2 separate regions of the Homo sapiens genome follow, and region 1 is linked to region 2. A link is an interaction called in ENCODE POLR2A ChIA-PET data of the cell type or tissue named here. Cell type or tissue: B cell. All regions are shown on one strand.

The links. Peaks named below come from ENCODE experiments on the same cell type or tissue, not always from the same donor. Only the 100,000 strongest peaks of a DNase experiment are listed, where the experiment ranks them.
Region 1: POLR2A ChIA-PET joins it to region 2 with 5 read pairs; 5 of 35 experiments call an interaction of 5 or more read pairs at or near these places.

The regions. Positions count from the first base shown.
Region 1 is chr1:207,351,679-207,354,178 of GRCh38, reverse strand. The region is part of intron 9 of CD55 (CD55 molecule (Cromer blood group)); the gene reads right to left. Among named protein-coding and RNA genes, the nearest start is that of CD55, 31 kb to the right of the region's middle. In B cell, no CTCF peak of the experiment used is centred here; no DNase peak of the experiment used is centred here; H3K27ac peaks cover 830 bases.
Region 2 is chr1:207,417,625-207,420,124 of GRCh38, reverse strand. The region is part of intron 1 of LOC105372880 (a long non-coding RNA gene); the gene reads right to left. Among named protein-coding and RNA genes, the nearest start is that of CR2, 35 kb to the left of the region's middle. In B cell, no CTCF peak of the experiment used is centred here; a DNase peak (open chromatin) is centred at 1,521.

The DNA.
Region 1 (2,500 bases), 66 kb after region 2:
CATTAGACAGATACTACATTAATATATAGGGTATCATCTTCACTGCCAAAGAACCCAACTTAGAATTCTATCTACCTACCTCCAAGAACTGGAGTGACCTAGAGGATGCACATCATCTTTTTTGAAGAAATGTGGGATGACCCAGACACTTCAAAAGGTCTAACTTGCAGAGCTAACAAAGTGGAAATGCAATGCATGTGCTATGAAAACAAAAAGTTATGGAAAGGTTTTGTTCTTGCTTATATCATACTTAATGTAACAGAATAAAGGGCCTGTGGACAAGTGAAGGCACCCTGGGAAGAGATTTTCGTAGATGATTTGAAAAACAGTATGCTTGAGTAACCCTTAAATTTTCCATTTTGTAAATGCAGATTCAACTCTGCTTCCTCAGAGAGACATCCACAGGACCCTTTAAGTGTCTTGCCATCATCGTTGGATTTTCTGTACCTCTGTATTTCTTCAATTTTTTTAATAAGGGAAATTCACATACTTCCTTTTCCAGACTAAACGTATCACAGAAAGATTATATGATTATATTATCTGACTTAAACCTGAATAACAGGCAGATAACTGATGTCACTTTATAATGGGACTTAAGTTTGTCATGTATAGGGGCATGTAATAAGACATAAAGACCCCTGTAACCACATCTTATTAACTTCAAATAGCTACTTAAGAGTCAAGACTCTTGAAAGTACATTTAGATTTGGGCTAGTCTGTAATATATGCCATATTCAAGTTTAAAGGATAAATAAGTACACAATTGTTAGGGGATACAGAAAAAATATTTTCTATATTTCACTGAATATTTCCTGACTTCTTATTTATTATTCTTTAAATTGATCTATTAGTCCCCATGAGGGACTTATGAATGTCTCAGTATAGGACTTTGGCAACAGAGGGGAATAAAGCAATACTTGTAGGGAATCACGGCACCTTAATTGTCCAATTTGGGTTGTATTGTCTCTTGGTCTGTCACTAGGATGAGCATCTTTCTATCTTTTAAAGTACCTGGGAAGATCACTTGAGCCTGGGAAACAGAGGTTGCCGTGAGCCGAGATTGCACCACTGCACACCAGCCTGGGTGACAGAGTGAGACCCTGTCCCCCATCCAAAAAAAAAAAAAAAAAAAAAAAAACCTGGTAATAGAGAAACTAGTCATCGGCCTCTATTTATTGCCTACTAGCTCTGTGAAAGGCAAGTTACAAATTTTGCAAAACCACAGTTATCTTAGCTGAAAATGGGATAAAAATGCTACATTATAAGATTGTTGTGAGAAGAATATGAAATAATACATTAAAAAAAATCAGTACAGTACTTGCCACAGAGAAAACATGTAAATATTACCTGAATAAAAGACTGTTCTTATTCTTTGGTGTGGCCAGAGGGAGTGATGAAATTATCAGAAATCCAGCTTAGGAAAATAATAGTGATTGCATGCAGTGACTTCCTTAAGCTAATATTTATTCAACTTTTAGGACTGTGCTTGGAGTTTTCATACCCACTAATCACATTAAGCTTCAAATACTTCACATAGGAATCACAATCTCTATCTCTTAAATGAGAAAACTGAGTCTCAGAGAGATTAAGTTAATCACTTAATCACTTGGGTTGAATAATTACTAAGTGAAAAAAACAGGATTCAAACCAACATCCGACTGGTTTGACTCCAGAGGTTAAGCTCTTTCTTCTATATGATTTTGTCTTTAAAAACAATAAAAACAAAACCAACAGAAAGCAAGCATTCTCAATGGGGGTGATACCTGATGAAAGTTAAAAAAAAATTTTCCTTTTTTAAGTACAGAGTGCAGATATATATGTGATACATAAACTGATTTACAGTATATGTGTGGTGGAGGATGATCAAAAAAAAATGTCTAAAAAGGTCTTTGGTGAGAAGAGAGCAAGAATTAACGCACCCCCCACCCCCCACAAAAAAAAATTGGGAAACACTTATACAAAGCCAACGGAAGAAAAGATTTAAAATTCACAACACATGCTTCATTTACAAGGCAAATTAGAAAGTTCTGTAACATTAGTCAGTCTTTCTTCCTTAGCAGAATAGGAAAAAAAAATCAAATACTTCCAAAATTCAAAGATCATCTGTATCATTTTACTTACATTGCAGTGTAATTGATGAAACAATTTTCTTGCAGTAGAGTTAATTTATCTTTAAAGAAGAGTAACCTCATTCACATAATAAATTTAATGAATATAATTTTCAGGTTTATGTCCTACAAATATGAAATCACACACAAAAAATGTTGCCATATGTCCAGTTTAAGAAGGAAGGACTTCCTCTTTATTTTTTAACACAAGCTGGAATGCCGACTAAGGAAAGTTTTCTAGAAAATCAAAGGGTATAATACTTAAAGAATTTCAGGAAAAAAAGGCATTTCAAACCTTCATTGAGTGCCATTGAGCAGGTGAGAAAAAACTCATTTATTAAACTCATCACTTTTGTGATCATTAAATCATCAGACTTTCATTTGAAACACAT
Region 2 (2,500 bases):
CCAGTCTGAGTAGGTTTCAAATGATGGATTTATCCCCTCATTGTGGACTGTATTTTCTTGCTTCTGCACATGACTGCTAATTTTTTTATTGGATAGTAGACTTTCTGAATTTTACCTTATTGGTGCTGAATATTTTTGTACTTCTGTAAACATTCTTGCACTTCATGCTTTTGTGCAGTTTACCTAAAATATGTGATCTTTTGGGGTCTTGATTTTAATATTTTTTTAGGTGAGGCCAGAGCAGTGCTCAATCTGGAGATAATTGTTCCAATTCCAGAGCCAAAATCTTCTGGCATGCTACATAAACCCTCATGAATTGTTAATTTTCAGTCAAGCTGGTGAAAACAGGCACAGTTTCTGCCTGCGTTAGGGGCTGTTCTTGCATTGCCATAAAGAAATATCTGAGAGTGGATCACTTATAAAGAAAAGAGGTTTAGGCTGGGTGCAGTGGCTCAGCCTATAATCCCAGGCCTTTGGGAGGGTGAGGTACGTGAATTGTTCGAGTGCAGGAGTTCAAAACTAGCCTGGGCAACATGGTGAAACCCTGTATCTATAAAAAATACAAAAGAAATTAGCTGGGCATGATGGCATGCACCTGTAGTCCCAGCTACTGAGGAGGCTGAGATGGGAGAATCACCTGAGCCTGGGAAATTGAGGCTGCAATGAGCCGTGATCACACCACTGCATTGCAGCCTGAGTGACAGGAGTGAGACCCTGTCTGAAAAGAAAGGAAAAAAAAAGAGGCTTAACTGGCTCATGCAGGGTTTACAGAAGCATAGTGTTGGCATTTGCTTGGCTTCTGGTAAAGCCTCAGGGAGCTTTCAATTATGGTGAAAGGCAAAGGGAGAAGTTGAGGCAAAGGGAGAAGTTGATGTCTCACATGGCCAGAGCAGGAGCAAGAGAGTGGGGGACAGGGGACTGCCACAAACTCTTACAAAACCAGATCTCACAAGAACTCATTCATCACCAAGGGAATAGGATAAGCTATACATGAGGGATACTCCTCCATGACCCAAATACCTCCCACCAGACCCCATCTCCAACGCTAGAGACTACATTTCAACATGAGATTTGGAAGGGACACATATTCAAACCATACCACTGCCCTTTTGTGAATGGCAAGCACTGTCACAAGTAATCCTTTTCTCTAACCATGAATATTTTTCTCACATGAATGCATTGAATGGTATTCAGCTAAATACTCAAGAGCACCTTTTGCAGATCTCCAAAGTTCTCTTTTTCTGCAGTTCTCTTCTATGTCTCTGTCCTGTGAACTTTACCTTCCTAGCTTCCTTGATCTCCCCATACTCTCAGTATTGTCTCAACTTAGGTAGTTCACTGCCCTCCACTTTCATTCCCCTTCCCTGTGCAGCAGTCTGGAGATTCTTTCAAGACAGTAAAGTAGGGCAATCATAAGTCTTACATCATTTGTTTCCCATCTCACAGGGATCCCAGTCCTTCATTATCTGATGTCCAATGTCTTTCAAATAATTGTTTCCTATATGTCATCTATTTTTTTGTTATGTAGGCGGGAGGATAAACCCAGTTCCTCTTTTCCACCTTTGCTGGAAGCAGAAATTTCCTTTATGGTTAGATACCTTCCTCTACAATATACTTAGAAAGCTCTGACATTCTCCAGTCTATTCAGCATAGGTCACCTTTGAGTTTAGGTTTTAGTCAACCAGTGGAGCAGATTTTTAGAGCCACTCCCAGTTGTCTAAGCTAATGCATCAAACCCAGAATCTTTTGTTAGTGCTCTCATGCTGAAAATGCACTAATGCTAGCACTCACCTGGTAAAAATATATATATGACATATTTCTTTCACTCTGGTCTAACATGTTTAAGATCCACTCCCATTTATATTCCCTGGATTTCTACAGACATAAATAAGAGAAATCTGGAAATTCTTTCCATGTATATAATACTTCCTCCCAGGTCACACATAAAATCAAGCCTGGGGAGCTGAGAGAACTTAAAAATAATTATAGATCTAGAACCAATGAGAGCTGCTGGAGGTGGGTCTTGATGAGGATCAGCATTCCCCTCCAAGGTAACTTCTTTGGGAAGTTCATTAAAGCCTCTTCAAAATAAACATTTCTCATTGTAAGTCTGTCACCCACAGGATATAACTTTAGTTCTTTTTTTTGTTTTGTTTTTCTTTTAAGAAATGTTTACTCGTTGACTACGTGAGATAATTTTGGGGGGGCCTTCAAAAAATTTCTTGTTCTTTATTCAAGCTTGAATTGAGAATTTAAAGTCTTGATCATATAATTTTCTTTCTCCAAGTTCTCTGATTCAGAATCAGTCAGTAAACCATATAGTCTTTATGTTATCTTCATTTCTATTAAAATAAGCTTTATAGGCAGATGCAAAGATGAGAACGACATTTATTTTACTCACAGTTGTAGGAGGTGCAATGTTGCGCTTGTTCATACAACTTCTAAATATGAGATTAATCAGCTTTGCCCACTGTATGCTAAGTAGGTAGGGTTTGTAACA